Linked DNA regions of Mus musculus: region 2 is linked to region 1. Evidence: chromatin loops called from intact Hi-C (ENCODE). Cell type or tissue: gastrocnemius. All regions are shown on one strand. Links, peaks and the distances in the headings refer to the core of each region. The heading gives the core; the rest is flanking DNA. Region 1 holds the start of Vmn1r223 (vomeronasal 1 receptor 223). Region 2 has its middle 16 kb from the start of Vmn1r188.

Region 1 (8,783 bases), core at 2,850-5,349:
AATAAATAAATAAATAAATAAATAAATAAATAAATAAATAACAGACAGACAGACAGACAGACAGTAAACAAATAAATAAAAATACAGACAGACAGACAATTAAACAACACTGTAGCATGACCCCAGCCAGTTCTGAGGCTGAAGCAGGTTTGTTTTTTCCCAGTCTGATTTTATGCCATCTTAATTACATGCAAATATTAAGATCAGTTCTAGGTTTAGGAACAAACAAGGCAAGAAACACAAATAGTCAAGGAACAAGCAAGGCAATAAACAAAGTCCCGTGATCACTGTTTGTAGGGGCTTATCAGGATGAGTAGCCATTCCAATATCGAATAAAATCAACTTTTAACCAAAACTTGTCAAAAAGGATAAGGAAGACACTTTATACTGGTCAAAGAGAAAAAACTACCAAGATGAACTCTCAATTCTAAACATCTATACTCCAAATGCAAAGGTACCCACATTCATAAAAGAAACTACTAAAGCTCAAAGCACACATTGCACCCCATACAATAATAGTGGAAGACTTGAACACCCCACTCTCAGCAATGGACAGATCATGGAAACAGAAACTAAACAAACAGTGAAACTAACCGAAATTATGAACCAACTGGATCTATCAGATATTTATAGAACATTTCATCCTAAAACAAAAGAATACACCTTCTTCTCAGCACCTCATGGTACCTTCTCCAAAACTGACCATATAATCAGTCACAAAACAGGTCTCAAGAGATACAAGAAGATTAAAATAATTCCATACACCCTATCATACCACCATGGACTAAGGCTGGTCTTAAATACCAACAAAAACAATGGAAAGCACACATACATGTGGAAGCTGAACAACACTCTACTCAATGATAACATGGTCAAGGAAGAAATAAAGAAAAAATTAAAGGCTTTTTAGAATTTAATGGAAATAAACACATACAATACCAAAACTTATGCGACACAATGAAAGTAGGGATAAGAGGAAAATTCATAGCTCTAAGTGCCTCCAAAAAGTAACTGAAGAGAGCTTACACTAGCAGCTTGACAGCACACCTGAAAGCTCTAGAACAAAAAGAAGCAAATACACCCAAGAGGAGTAGAGGGCAGAAAATAAACTCAGGGCTGAAATCAGCCAAATAGAAACAAAAAGAACTATACAAAGAATCAACCAAACCAGGAGCTAGTCCTTTGAGAAAAATCAACAAGCTAGATAAACCCTTAGCCAGACTAACCAGAGGGTACAGAGACCATATCCAAATTAATAAAATCAGAAATAGAAAGGGAGACATAACAACAAAATATATCTTAAAATAATTATTCTGTTTGTTGAATATTAACAGTTAAAATATTAAAATCCTGTTCTACAAACAAAAATAAAGTTCAAATAAAGTTCAACATTCTTAGCCATCAGGAAAATGCAAATCAAAATGACTCTGAGACTCCATCTTATACACATCAGAAAGGCTAAGATAAAAAATAAAAAATAAAAAACCTTCAAGTGACAGCACATGCTGGCAAGGATAACGAGCAAGGGGAACACTCCTCCATTGCTGTAGGAGTATAAATTTGTATAAAACTGTGAAAATAAATTAGGAAGTTTCTCAGAATTTTGGGAATAGATCCTCCTCAAGACCCAGCTATACCACTCCTGGGCATATACCCAAAAGATCCTCCATGATACCACAAGGACACGTGCTCAACTATGTTTATAGCAACTGTATTCATAATAGACAGAAACTGGAAACAACCTAGATGTCGATCAACTAAAGAGTAGATAAAAAATAATGCGGTTCATTAATACATGGAATACTCTTAGCTACTAAAAACGACAACACCATGAATTTGGCAGACAAGTTGATGGGACTATAAAATATCATCCTGAGTTTGAAGAAACAAAAAGCAGCCAGCACTTGCCTCTGTGTTAGCCCTGGCGCTGAGTTTAGCACTCCCCGCCGCACGCGCACGCGCGCGCACGCACACACACACACACACACACACACACACACACCCCAAGTTAAATTGCTAGCACTCCCCCCTGGTGCAGCTGTCTCCTGTCTTTGAAGGAGGCAGAAAATTCAATGTCCTTAAAGTGATAAGGCCCCCACTCTTAAGCTATGAAAAAGAGACAACCAGTGTTCCCAGACAGCTGTGACCAGCTTGTAAGAATGCACTAGTCACTGGTATCAGAATGAGTTACTCCTTCCCAGGTCAAAAAGGACCCTTTCCAGATGTATGGTCCATCCTTGCTGTCTGAACAAAAGTTATCAATTTGAAGGATAGCATTTCTTTACCCCTTACCTAACCATGTAATGCCAAGGTTCAAAAGCCCCAGCTTGTGCATTTTCCCTATATAATCACCAAGCCCGGGGGTCACATTTCTAACCTGCTGAGCAGGGAGAGTTGCATCTATGTGCTTGCACCAGTGGTCCCTGAGAGTCTCCTGGGGTTCTCACAAACTGGGCATATCGAGTGAGGTAACCCAGACCCATGCTATGTTCTCACTTGTAAGTGGATATTAGCCATAAAGTACAGGATAACTCTGGTACAATTCTTAGACAAAAGCAGCTAAGTAATAAGGACGACCTAAAGGAAAATGCTTGAATCTCACTTAGAAAGGAAATAAAATAGTCATCAGAGGAAGGGAAGTAGTTGGAAGAGGGGGTGAGGATAGTAACATGGATTGATGCACAAAAGAACTCATAGACACCATGGAAGCACACACAAGACCTGCACGAGTTTAAGATAGATAGAGTACCAGTACTGAGAGAGAGAAGTAGAGGTTGTAACAGTAATCAAGAAACTATTTTCAATTAATATCTGTTATAAATGGGACAATCAGTTTTCTACAACAATTGTCACTGGGTGACCTCAGCCATGCTCCAGGGAAACTCCAGGTTTTTGTTCCTGTTTCTGTTGTTGTTGTTGTTGTTGTTGTTTAGACTTTCTTTTTCAGATCTTTTGTTTTATTTTGTGGGGCAGAGAGCATAAGATGGCAAACTTAAAGTTGGGTGGGTAGAGGGATGTGGAGAATGTGGGATGTGTTGGGGGAAGGAAATGACATTATCAAAATCTATTGTATGGAAAAAAACTGAAGTAAGAAAAAGAAAATAACATCAGACAAACTTAAACCACTTAAGTTATCTGTAAAGGTATTCTAAGCAGTGCTAAGAGCACAGAAGCTACCAGAGTCTCCTCATCTCTTTGTCCTAAACATGACACTGCAGACAGCCCCTGGCTGTATACGCGATAATCTATTATTATTACTAAATAAATGCTTAAAAATTATTCAGAAAGTGATCACTTTGGATTGTCAGAAATTTCTTTCAAAGCAGTTCTTGGTTTACTGGGTACATGGAGGGAAAGAGGCAAGACTGTAGTTAAGTCCAAAGGCCCAGAACCCCTCAGGCCCTGATCATCACCCTTCTCCTTACTCACAGACACTGTAATTGGAATCATAAAGTTTCTGGGTTCAGCAAATGACAGAGCACCAGGGAGAAGGCAGAGATGGCCTCAGGGGTGGAGACAGAAGAGTCTATTCCCCTGACAAGGCCAAACTCCTGGTGGTGACATCCTGTCACCTTGCTTGAGCACAAGGACTTGAGGTTGATAAACAAGGCCTGGCTGTGCTGTGAGGACACCGATCCTGAGCCCTGCACAGACTTCACAGGTGAGTGCTGCCATGTCATGGGAGATGGGGCTGCATTTGACCTTGATAGAAATCTGTGGAGGGCTGATGTGTGGGAGAGAAGGATGTGGGCTCCTTGTCACTCTGAGAGGGGACAGTGGCAGGATTCAGGGAGAAGATGGTCTATCATTTCCTAAGTGCGATCCAGAATTGTCTCAGTGTCCACAAGGACAGTCCCAGCTCCTTACACAGGACAGGCAGGGGTAGGAGACAGAGGCACCTGCAGTGCAGCTTGGAGTAGGAAGCTCTTGCTTCAGCTTCTCTTAGCTGTGTAACTTCTGGTGACTTCAGTCTTCTGTGCATGGAACATTCTTTCTTTCTTTATGGTGATTTCATTTATTGTAATTTCTCCTTTTCTAGATCAAATGTAAACCATCGAGTATGAGAATTGCGGATAAAACAGTCATGAGGCTAAATACTGGTAGTAACATCTGATTTTAGAAAATGCATTTTTAGTGCATAGTGGGAACCTCACAAGGTACTATTGCTATCAGTTCATTGACTCCCTAAATGATACCTGTATTACATAAAAGCATACTTTACATATGAAAAGTACTTTTTAAAGAAGCCAAATAAGTATGCTCAAGGTGATGAACATATGAATTGGAAAGCCAGAATTTAAGTCTGCATTGGGTGGTCACAAAGGATGTTCTTGTGAATACTGAGCTTTCTATTTCTAAAACTTTGGTATCCATCAACATTCTGGACTATGTATAGCATCCACACATCATTTGAATCCCTCATTTAACTGGTTGAACTGATTGACTCTAACATGGTAAAAGTAAGAAGTTTGTGGAAGCCAATTAAAAATGTACACATGTGGACTGAAGAGCAGGCTCTGTGGTAAGAGCTCGCACTGGTCTTGCAGAGTCCCTTGAGTAAATTATCAGCTCAGACAGGAGCTATCAACCATGTGCAACTCCTGGTTCAGGGAGCCAAGGCTGTATTCTGGCCTCTGCAAGCACCAGGTACACAGTGGTCATTAGAAATACGTGCACATAAGATGTCCATACACACAACAATGACTAAATTTAACATAAACAAAATATAAAATAATTGTTTCTCTGACATTTCCTTGAATTGAAGTAAATGAATAATTTTCCTAGTCCAGAAATGGCACTATTCAGGAATCAAAGACATCTTCCTTATTTCAATACCTATTACTGCCAGTGTTACATTGCTCAGGAGTAGATGAAAGTGATTCACAGATAAATTTGGTGAGCAGCAGGGAATGCTAAAAAGTAGCAGACAAATACACTTAAGGTCCCCACGTAAAACTATGATTTATGAAAATGGAGCCAAAATGAATACATTTAAGCTTTAATCCTTATCTCTAACTTTAAACAGAATGAGAAACAGATGCCATGTGTAAAATTACCCAAATCAATATGAGGTATTAAGTTGTTTGTCACTTATAGGGTATCACATCACTGACTGACAAAATCACCGATTTCATGAACCTTAGAAATCAAAGTGATAGGAAGTGCCTCAGTTTGGAGTCCAGAGGAACAATGCCTAAGCTGAGAGCTGGGATTTGATGTTTCCTTGGAAGAAGGTTCTTAGGAAATAGTCACGAAAAGCCTATAAGTAGTGGGGGTGTGGTACCTTTAATATGCTCTCATCCATAAGATGATAGTAAATAAAAATTAATTAAACCATCCCACTCAAGAAGAGGATATGGACTAACTACTGCCCTATCTAATTAATCTGTGTTATTTATTGCCAAGGTCAATTCAGAGTTGGAGACAAAGAAAAGCCACATGACTTTCCCTGGGAAGCAACCCATTGTGGCAAGGATTAGACTTTAGAAGAGCTGCAATTTGTTATTAGCTCAATCTTTTCTTGAAGGATGAGTGTATACGGGATGGCAAAAGGGATCTAAGAAGGGAAGACTCTAAGTTGATGCTCAACGCCGTTGCTTAGAAGCTTGGTGATGCTATCCTTTGTCTGGATTTCTCATGGGAAAGGTTTAGAGATGGAGGATGTAAAGAACTCCTGTGAAGGTTGAGAAGGCATCAGCACGGTGCTCACATCCAATTGTCATCATCATCTCCATGTCAATGGAACAAAGAACAGAAGGTCCAAGAATAAAAGCAGGTATCTGTAAGCAAAAAAATCTGTGCATTTACATAATACACTGTTCATTCCACGGAAGAAAACAGAAAACCCACAGACATGAACTAGATCATGCTTACTTCCTTGTGTTTCTCAGGTTTTTCCTAGCTTTAGCCATGAAGATAATTTGGAGTGACCTCATCCAGAAAATAATTTTCATTTCACTTATTGGACTTGGAGTTTTAGGAAACATCATCTTATTTGTGAGACATTTATATACTTTCATCATGGGTCCTGAGAACAAAAATATAGATGTTATTCTCATCCACTTGGCTTTTGTAAACACAATCATTATTTATTGCATAGGGGTCAGAGACATAGCCACAATTTTTTACATCAGAAACTTCCTAGGTGATGTTGGTTGTAAAACTATAATTTATCTAGAAAGGGTTGCCCGTGGCCTCTCCATCTGCACCACCTGTCTCCTCAGCATGGTTCAGGCTGTCACCATCAGTCCCAGGACCACACTGTGGAGAAAGCTCAAACCACAGACAGCATGGCATGTTATTGCCTTTCTCCTCCTCTTTTGGATCTTTAATTCCCTCATAAGCTCCAATTTGCTGCACTATATCACAGTAGGCAGTAGCATGAACAGTTCTGAAGTTGGAATGTTTACTGGATATTGTTATATGCTACCATCCAGGCACACAGTTAAGTGGCTGTTCCTCTCTCTCATGACTCTCCGTGATGTCATTTTCCAGGGTCTCATGGGCTGGAGCAGTGGGTCCATGGCTCTCCATCTGTATAAGCATCACAAGCGTGTCCTCTATCTTTACAGCTCCAGGTCTGCAAACAATTCTAGGCCAGAAATCAGAGCTACCCAGAGGGTTCTCACTCTCATGACCTGTTTCCTTTTCTTTTATTTGGCAGATTTTATTTTCTCCTTATACACAGGTTCCACAGTGACACATGATTCCACAATACTAAATATTAAAGCATTTTTAGTACTTAATTATGCTGGTCTCAGCCCCTTTGTCCTGATCACTGGGAATGTCCATGATGCTAAGCCCTGCTGTGTCCCCTGAGAAATAAGAAATTCCTTTCATACCTAGTTCTTTATAAAGTAAAGCTATATACACTTGGATGGCTTTGCCTTTTTATTCTAATGTATCACACCAATAAATTTGAGATTGTATATATTTTTTTTTAATAGAGAGCTTTGTCTTAGAAAATTGAAGACTGGTTCAGGCTCTAGGAAGTGGGCAGGGATGCTCACACTCCTACCATCCCACCATTCCTATCATGCAGTTTAGCTTGCTGCATCATTCATCAGGAAATACAGGAGAGCATGCAGTCAACTGGAATTAGAATTTTATTTTTCTACAGGTTTCTTACCCACAGGTTTATTCTGTCTTCTTGTTCCATCTAATGTACTTCCTTGATCACCAACTCCTCTATTTACAAAGCACTTGCTATGTAGCAGAGGCTGTTCTAATGAGCAGGAGAGCAAGTGAAGAAGAGGAATGCCAGGAAGCATCCTTTATCTGAAGGTCTCTTATAAAGTGGAGATGACCAGGGAGAGAAGCTAATTAATTGCAGCTACTAAGTGCTTGGCATTGCTGTACCAAGCACTAAAGAACTGGTAAGAACAAACATTGTAAGTCAATTCCAAACACATCAAAACATTGATATGTGGTCGTGAAATATATAGGGAAGCATGGAGAAATATCATCTTTTAGACAATGCCATCGCAGTTTGGAATACAAGCTCTACTTAAGACCTTCACTCCAGTACACAATGATGTATAAAAACACCTCAGGAGCATTGTGCCCCAGCTACTGGTTCTCAATCATTAGGGCTTACACAGACAATGGGGCATTTTCTAGCTCACCTTGCCCCTTGCATGCCAGCCACATACTCAGAATTTAGATATCCAACCTCCTGATAGCTGCTCAGGCTCCTGGGGTTCAGCTGTGGACATAAGGACAGCAGTTTCAGCCCCTATGTTCTGATCAGCAGAGATGTCCATGTTCTTAATGTCTTGCATGGTCACTGAGAAGTGTAGGAATTACATTGTATAGCTATTCTCAATGAGCTAAAGGCATGTACATTATAAACAGATTTTACATGAATATTAGAGGTGGGAAACACAATGTTTGCTTTGTAGCATAGGCTGACCTGGAAGTTGCACAAGTTGATCTTGAGTTGCATCAGCACCCCAAATACTGGAATAACAAGCCTCCCCCATCAAATTGCCATTTGCCTTGGTATTACAATGCATTGCAACATTGAATTATATATTATAAAACTAGATTTCCTTTTCTTAAGAAGTCTGGCACTATGTAATCTTAGGATTTGTTCAAGATTTCTAGGCAGGTGGAAAGTGGATTCTTACTACCTTCCCATTCCAAAATCCCTGTCATGTGGCTTTTAGCTTATGGTTAGAACTGGGTAAAATACTGGAGGTAAGGCCTCTATCAGAAATTAGTATTTCATTTTTCTCCAGAGCCATATTGGAAAGCAAGATAAGGTAGGTAGAGGTGGGAAGATGGCCCTTATCTGAGGTGAGCTTGCAGGGCCAAGTGAAGACAACAGTGAGACTAACAAAGTCACCACAACCAAGCAAATTTGATCAATAATTGTTTGGTGTTGCTAAGTTTCAAAATCAAAGAAAACTGGTGTGGATGCTGTGGGGAAATTATAACACAGTTAGACCTTAAAGTACCACCACAAGAATCTCTAGCAAACGGGCTCTCAAATGACGCCATCATATGTCTGGAGACAAAGCCTCACTAGCACACAGATGAGTAAATAACTCACTGACAGACTATTTACACTGGAGCTCCCACCGATCTTCCAGTCACTTACTATGACCTGTTCTGAACATCCCAGTGTTCTTGAGATCTCCCCTCCTCTCCTCCCTGGAATCCTATCATCCCTAAGGCCACCCTGGTGCAGCCTGTTGAGCTGCAGACAAGGGGACTGCAGTGCTGAGGGCCTTGAGGGGATCACTTAGTAGACCCCAGTTGGCACAGCCTGGGCAAGCAGC
Region 2 (8,783 bases), core at 4,131-6,630, 1.2 Mb before region 1:
TTAAGTTAGGATACATGATAGAATACTTTATCAGAATTACCAAATATGATGGGCTGGATATTATAAGTGTATGTTATACATTATAATTAACATAATTGTTGTAATTGTGTTCAATTTATACCTGAAAGAAAAGGCCTTTTATTGGACTAAAAGGGAAGACTGTGAAGTTTTGTCTCTTACTCTTTATTGTAATGCTGAGTGCTGGCCTCTAAATGACCCTGCTCCCAGGTAATTTGGATTGATAAATAAAGATTCTGGTAGCCAATAGCTGAGGAGAAGAGACATACATGGAGTTTAGGTTTCCTGGGCTTGAGACCACGAGGAGTAAGGAGAGAGAGAAGCACATGCAGGAGAGAAGCAAGGAGAGCCGCCATGGGCTGGAAGCCAGGAGAACATAGTTAATATCAATTGGGTTAAGAGCAGCCAAGATAGAACATAGTTAATATTAAGTGATAATTTGGGGTTATCAGTGGGAAGGTAGATTCTAAAAGCATGGTGGGTAGGCAGCTGCCCAGCTATAGTGCTGCTTAATGAATATTAAAATATAAGACTGTGTGTGTGTTTTCCATTCAGGAACATAAATGGTCAAATGCAGGAAGGAACACTGTGCTGGGATTTATTAAGTATTTTTTACTAAAGTACTTTGTTGAAAGGTCTTTTTGTATCAAAAGCCTATGTCAGGAAGGTTCACATATCATAGCACTACTATCCTTGCAGAGACTCCTGGAAGCTTCACAATGCACTTAAGAAACAGAACAAATGACTGCATATGGAAGGGGTCATGGAGTGCTATGGACTTGACTTATAACCTACTCCCATAGGAATGATTTACTCCTAGACATTTCCATCAAGATCTTATGAAGAGTCACCTGATGAGCTGATTCCATTCCAAATAAGGTTCTACCTCCTCATTACTGACAGATGGGCATCACACTTCCAGTCCTAGACCTCCAAGGCACAGGTAAACCACACTGAAATCACAGAAGATGTTTAACAAGCATGTAAAGTTCAACATGTCTGAAACTTTATGTGCCTTCTCTATTTGACCATGGAATCCATTCCTCAAATCACTTACATTTAAAGACTTCTCAGCCAATTTACCTAGGATTTCAACCAAAATTCTCTCTCACATCCTAGTCTTCAGGAAACATTATTGGTACTATCTTCAATTATTGGAAATCCAACTAAATAATACTACCTGTTTAACTACTACCACCCAAATCCAAATTCCCATATTTTTATATCTGTAGAGATTGCTTGATCACATCCCACTTGACGTCATCCTGCTCTTGAATCTTTCTGTTCAGGAGAACCTGCTCTTGCATGGAATGTTGAGTTTGAGTTGCCACATTTTTTCTGTCTATCAAGCTACCCTTGCCCCAGGCTCATTCCAGATGTTTAGATATAGGGAACACTGACATAGAATTGCCACTGCCTGTTGTAAAGTTGCTCTAAAAAGCACATTCCACTAAGAGACTCTCAGTGGTCCTTTTGTTGCCTCTTCTTTCCTGTTGCATTTGTACCACTGTCTGAAGGCTCTCCTTGTCCTTGTCAGACTCTGCTCATACTCAGTGTGGAACTTGCACATTCAGTCTTTTTTGCACTAGCACAATTCTCTCATACTTTCCTCTAAAATTTCTTTATCCTGCCAATCACAGCCAACTTCAGCATCAAGAAGTGACTTTTAAATTATGTCACAATCTGCCATTCTTTTAGTGAAAGTTCTTCAGCGATCTCTTATTATTCTCATAGCCAATCCTACCCATGATGTATACTATTTGAATTTTTGTAGCATAGACCTGACCCAAATCTTATTTGCATGTCTTCCTTCTGTCAGAAGTTAAGAGTGTTCTTCAGCCAACATCCACATGCAACATACTACATTTCAGCTGAGTTTTTTCATTCATTACAGGATAGTATCTCTAGGCATAAAGCTATATAAAGCAAGAAGTTTTTCCACAGATACCACTTCAAAAGAAATCAAATGTCTGAATACACAATAATTTCTTCACTCAAAGAACCCTTGAATATATCCCAAATAAATGACAAGTTAGTGTGTAAAACAAAGGTACATATTTTATTCTTATGGGTATGGGTATGTGTTCCTAGTTATATAGATATCACATTCTCAGATTAACTAATGTTACAGTTATGTATGTACAGTTATGTACAGTTGATTTCAGTGCTGGTCCATGGTATTGAAAATATTAAGTATTAAGATACTCTGAGAGATATTCTGGGTATACTGGTTCATGTCTTTAACTCCAGAAATCTCTGTCAGTTTGAGGCCAGCCTGGTCTACATAGTGAGTTCCAGGATAGGCAAAACAATGAGTAATGTCTTGTCTGAAAAAAGTTAAACAAAATAAAATTAAATCAAATTTAAAAAGATATTCTGAGAAATATTTACCGTCGAGATTAAAGCTGAACTTCTTATTCCTTTAAAATATGACAGACTAGGTATCCTTTCCTCTACTATGTCTACTTAGTTATTTGCAAATTAAAATAAATCCATTGTGCAAATGGATGTAAAAAAAATGTGAAAAATAAAATAATCTGCCAAGATTTCTTGATTTCTCAAACCAGGTCTTAGAGTTTCTAGTTCAGATTTTATATAAAACAAAACAAATGTACTACAAAAGCCTGGATTACCTTAATGGTTTGATATGTTAGAACACTAGGCACAGTAAAATCACAGTGAAGAGGAGAACTGAGGACTTTACTGGGCCTTTGAGCCTGTGAACATTACCAGTCAGGGTAGTCTCACCATAGCTGTCATGCAGACCCCACAAGAACTCAAATGCCAGCCCAGGCTACTATACCCAGCAAAACTCTCAATTACCATAGACAAAGAAACCAAGATATTCCATGACAAAACCAAATTTACAAAATATCTTTCCACAAATCCAGCCCTGCAAGAAATAATAAATGAAAAACACCAACACAAGGAGAGAAACTACACCCTAGAAAAAAGCAAGAAAGTAGTCTTTCAACAAATCAAAAAGAAGATAGCCACACAAACATAATTCCACCGCTAACAACAAAAATAACAGTAAGTAACAATCACATTTCCTTAATATCTCTTAACATCAATGGACTCAATTCCCCAATAAAAAGACATAGACTAACAGACTGGATACGAAAGCAGGACGTAGCATTTTACTGCATACAGGAAACACACTTCAATGACAAAGACAGACACTATCTCAGAGTAAAAGGTTGGAAAAAAAATGTTTTCCAAGCAAGTGGTCCCAAGAAACAAGCTGGTGTAGCCATTCTAATATAGAATAAAATCAACTTTCAACTAAAAGTTATCAAAAACGATAAGGACGGATACTTCATACTGGTCAAAGGAGAAATCTACCAAGATAAACTCTCAAATTGGAACATCTATGCTCCAAATGCAAAGACCTCCACATTCATAAAAGAAACTTTACTAAAGCTCAAAGCACTCATCACACCCCAAGCAATAATAGTAGGAGACTTCAACATCCCACTCTCAGCAATAAACAGATCATGAAAACAGAAACTAAACAGATACAGTAATACTAACAGAAGTTACGAACCAAATGGATTTAACAGATATATATAGAACATTTCATCCTAAAGCAAAAGAATATACCTTCTTCTCAGCACCTCATGGTACCTTCTTCAAAATTGACCATATAATCAGTCACAAAACAGGCCTCAACAGATACAAGAAGATTAAACTAATTCCATGCACCTTATCATAACTTAAAACTAAGGCTGGTCTTAAATATCAACAAAAACAATGGAAAGCATACATACACATAGAAGCTGCACAATGCTCTACTCAATGAAAACTTGGTCTTGGAAGAAATAAAGAAAAAAATTAAAGGCTTTATAGAATTTAATGAAAATGAAGACACATCATACTAAAACTTACGGGACACAATGAAAGCAGTGCTAAGAGAAAAACTCATAGCTCTAAGTGCCTCCAAAAAGTAACTGGAGAGAGCCTACCCTAGCAGCTTGACAGCACACCTGAAAGCTCTAGAACAAAAAGAAGCAAATACACCCAAGAGCAGTAGACATCTGGAAATAATAAAACTCAGGGCTGAAATCAACCAAAAAAGAAACAAAAAGAACTATACAAAGAATCAACAAAACCAGGAACTGGTTCTTTGAGAAAATCAACAAAATAGATAAACCCTTAGCCAGACTAACCAGAAGGCACAGAGACAGTATCCAAATTAATAAAATCAGAAATGAAAAGGGAGACATAAAAACAAAATATATTTTAAAATAATTATTCTGTTTGCTGAATATTAAGTTAAACTATTAAAATCATGTTCTACAAACCAAAAAAAAAAGTTCAATATTGTTAGTCATCAGAAAAATACAGATCAAAACGACTCTGAGACTCCATCTTATACACATCAGAAAGGCTAAGAAAAAATAAATAAATAAGTAAATAAACCTCAAGTGGCAGGACATGCTGGCAAGAATGTGCAGCAAGGGGAGCACTCCTCCACTGCTGGTAGGAGTGTAAATTTGTATAAAAACTTTGGAAATAAATTAGGAAGTTTCTCGGAACTTTGGGAATAGATCATCCTCAAGACCCATCTATGCCATTCCTGGGCATATACCCAAAAGATCCTCCACGATACCACAAGGACACATGCTCAACTATCTTTATAGCAACTGTATTCATAATAGACAGAAACTGGAAACAACCTAGATGTCGATCAATTGAAGAATAGATAAAAATCAGGTGATTCATTTATACATGGAATACTCTCAGCTACTAAAAACAAAGTCACCATAAATTTGGCAGACAAATTGATGAAACTATAAAATACCATCCTGAGTTTGAAGAAACAAAAAGCAGCCAGCACTCACCTCCGTGTTAGCCCTAGCACTGAGTTTAGCACTCCCCTCCTCATTAGCCCAGGACACCAAGTTAAACTGCCAGCACTCCCCACTGGTGCAGCTGTCTCCTGTCTTTGAAGGAGGCAGAAAATTCAATGTCCTTAAAGTGATAAGGACCCAACTCTTAAGCTATGAGAAAGAGACAACCAGAGTTCCCAGACAGCTGTGACCAGCTTGTAAGAATGCACTAGTCACTGATATCAGAATGAGTTACTCCTTCCCAGGTCAAAAAGGACCCTTTCCAGATGTATGGTTCATCCTTGCTGTCTGAACAAAAGTTATCAATTTGAAGGATAGCATTTCTTTACCCCTTACCTAACCATGTAATGCCAAGGTTCAAAAGCCCCAGCTTGTGCATTTTCCCTATATAATCACCAAGCCCGGGGGTCACATTTCTAACCTGCTGAGCAGGGAGGTTCCAGACTCTTGTGTGCTTACACTAGTGGTCCCTGGCAGTCTCCTGGGGTTCTCACAAACTGGGCATAACAAGTGAGGTAACCCAGACCCATGGTATGTTCTCACTTGTAAGTGGATATTAGCCATAAACTACAGGATAACTCTAGTACAATCCATAGACAAAAGAAGCTAAATAATAAGAATGGCCTAAGGGAAAATGCTTGAGTCTCACTTAGTGGGGAAATAAAATAGTCATCAGAGGAAAGGAAGTAGTTGGAAGAGGTGGTGAGGATAGTAACATGGATTGAATCACAAAAGAACTCATAGACACCGTGGAGGCACACACAAGACCTGCATGGATTTACGTTAGATAGAGTATCAGTACTGAGAGAAGTAGAGGTTGTAGCAGTAACCAAGAAACTATTTTCATTTAATATCTGCTGTAAATGGGGCAATCAGTTTTCTATAACAATTGTCACTGGGTGACCTCAGCCATGCTCCAGGGAAACTCCATGGTTGTTGTTGTTTAGACTTTCTTTTTTCAGATCTTTTGTTTTATTTTGTGGGGCAGAGAGCATAAGACAGCAAACTTAAAGTTGGGTGGGTAGAGGGATGTGGAGAATGTGGAAAGTGTTGGGGGAAGGAAATGTATTGTATTATCAAAATGTATTGTATGGAAAAAACTGAAGTAAGAAAAAGAAAATAACATCAGACAAACTTAAATCACTTAAGTTATCTGTAAAGGCATTCTAAGCAGTGCTAAGAGCACAGAAGAATCTACCAGATATCTTCTCATCTCTTTGTCCTAAACATGACAGTGCAGACAGCCCCTGGCTATAGTACTCGATAATCTATTATTATTACTAAATAATATGCTTAAAAATTATTCAGAGAGTGATCACTTTGGATTGTCAGAAATTTCTTTCAAAGTAGTTCTTGGTTTACTGGGTACATGGAGAGAAAGAGGCAACACTGTAGTTAAGCCCAAAGGCCCAGAACCCTTCAGGCCCTGATCATCACCCTTCTTACTCACAGACACTGTAATTGGAATCATAAAGTTTCTGGGTTCAGCAAATGACAGAGCACCAGAGAGAAGGCAGAGATGGCCTCAGGGGTGGAGACAGAAGAGTCTTTTCCCTTGATGAAGCCAAACTCCTGGTGGTGACATCCTGACACCTTGCTTGAACACAAGGACTTGAGGTTGATAAACAGGGCCTGGCTGTGCTGTGAGGACACCCACACTGAGCCCTACACAGACTGCACAGGTAAGTGCTGCCATGTCATGGGAGATGGGGCTGCATTTGGTTGTCAAGAGCCATAATGGGACAAGCTAATAACTAACAGGTGATCATCCTGAAGTGGCCTGCCTCGGATTGTTATATAATCTGCAACAGGTGAGCCCTCATTAAGCAAGGCTGTGAGGGACTAATTTTAGAAAAGATTCCTGCTATCAATATGCTTTTCCTGCTATTATTAAACATATATGACATTCACTAAGTAGGAGCACAACCCTCTGGAGAAGATCTCTGCACATCCACAAAGATATACTATGCTACAGTGATGCTATATAAACAAATAGATGACTTAAGTCTTAATGATGATCCTATAAGAATTCCTAAAATTATATCTATGATTATTAAACTCTTTTATAATGGGACTGCTATTAGGTACTTTTCTGATAGTCAAAGCTGCAATGAGAACTCTGCCAGTTTCTCATGTTGAAAGTATAACAAAGTAAAAACAGAATTCTAGGCCTTTAGGCCCAGGCTTGGGAATGTGGCCTTTGTAAAGGTATGCTAATCATAAAACATAGCAACATTCCTCTACCCACCTGCTTCCTGGGTTCAAAGAGTGCTCATTCAAAGAAAGTCACCCTGACCATTGCTGGAACCCGCTGTGCAAATGTGCTTTTTTTAGGAGCTCTTAGAAACTGTTTTGAGAAATAACCCTCACAATTACCAGGTATTCCTCGTGTCTCTTGTAACTTTGTACTTCCTTGTGACTCTTAACTGGTATTTTTGGTATTTTCCAACAACGCCCTTCCCACCTCCTTGAGTTGTGGTTTCTTCCTTTAAATACCCCCTTACTCAGCTACTCGGGGCGTCAAGGTCCTCTACCCCTGCGTGGTGTATGACCGTGGGCCCGAGAGCGCTCTTAAATAAAAATCCTCTTGCAGTTTGCAGCAAGACCCGTTTCTTGTGGGTGATTTTGGGGTGTCGCCTCTCTTGAGTCAGAACGTGGGGGAGTCCTCACGTTGTGGGTCTTTCTATGTGTCACCAGTTAATTGCTCTTAGATGGTAACCAGACATTTTCCTACGCAGAGCACATTCCAGGAGGTTGTAAAACAACTAACCAAAGGTCATTAAAAGGGGACTAACGATTTTCTATAGGTGTTAGGACAGAAGATAAAATATTGACTGAGTTTATCTATACAAACTTCACTAATAACTTAGTTATGGTTTTAACCCTTCAGTGAACCTGTGGAGCTGAGACAGGTGATGGATGTTTAGCCAGATAATTACTCCTAGTGGATATGCATGTAAACATTCACTGTTGTAAACTTCTATTTCAATTTATGATTTGATTTTTTGTGTGAACTTGTGATGAACTTTGTAACATATGATCATGTATTCTGAAAGATGTATAAGTACTGAGGACAAAGAGATCACGGCGAGCTAAGATCAATAGAGGAGACTTTTTTGCCTTTCCCGACTTAGACTAGAATCTTTTCCCTTTCCCCACTTAGAGAATTCCTCCCTTTACCCACTTAGGATCTTTCCACTTTCCCCCTTAGATAGCTTTCAAAGGAAACTTTTTACAATTTGGTAATAAACTCTATAATCACTTCTCTAAGTGTCTTCTCTTCCTGAGACTTCCAACTCGCATGCTGAAAGATAGAGCCCAGTAGTTCCTGCTGAGATAGAACAAAGGCTGCATTGCTTAATCCTCCCCTGTTAGGCTGCAGATGTTAATCGCCTAAACCAGCAGTCTTTTACTCTCAGAAAGAACAAAAAAGTTTTTAGGACCTTTTAGAAGTTATCATCAACATTTCAGTATAATTAGAGAGCTAGGAAGCTCCAAGACCCTCAGACTTTAAAGCCATCACTAGAGTCCTACTCTGTCACTCCACCACTACCCTGGCCCAGGCTGGGAGTCTCCCTGCATTTGACCTTGAAAGAAATCTGTAGAGGGCTGACTTGTGGGAGAGAAGGATGTGGGCTCCTGTCACTCTGAGCAGGGACAGTGGCAGGATTCAGGGAGAAGATGGTCTATCATTTCCTAAGTGCAATCCAGAATTGTCTCAGTGTCCACAAGGACAGTGTGTGTGGTCACTGTGCGTGATCTGCTCCTTACACAGGACAAGCAGGGGTAGGAGACAGAGGCACCTGCCGTGCAGCCTGGAGTAGGAAGCTCTTGCTCCGACTGCTTCTCTTAGCTGTATAACTTCTGGCGACTTCAGTCTTCTGTGCATGGAGCACTCTTTCTTTCTTTATG

Evidence for each region. A loop is a pair of places that touch in the nucleus more often than their neighbours do. Peaks named below come from ENCODE experiments on the same cell type or tissue, not always from the same donor. Only the 100,000 strongest peaks of a DNase experiment are listed, where the experiment ranks them.
Region 2: a loop joins it to region 1, with 12 times the contacts of the local background. A loop is called at or near these places in 9 of 42 quality-filtered maps.

What each region holds. Positions count from the first base shown.
Region 1 is chr13:23,243,505-23,252,287 of GRCm38, forward strand. It overlaps Vmn1r223 (vomeronasal 1 receptor 223), which reads left to right and starts at 5,734. Exons shown (of 1, transcript NM_001083311.1): 1 at 5,734-6,819. The coding sequence starts at 5,734. The coding sequence ends at 6,819. Gm33094 (a long non-coding RNA gene) reads right to left here. Exons shown (of 3, transcript XR_382122.2): 3 at 7,593-7,705. In gastrocnemius, for the core only: no CTCF peak of the experiment used is centred there; no DNase peak of the experiment used is centred there.
Region 2 is chr13:22,067,004-22,075,786 of GRCm38, forward strand. No RefSeq gene overlaps it. Among named protein-coding and RNA genes, the nearest start is that of Vmn1r188, 16 kb to the right of the region's middle. In gastrocnemius, for the core only: no CTCF peak of the experiment used is centred there; no DNase peak of the experiment used is centred there.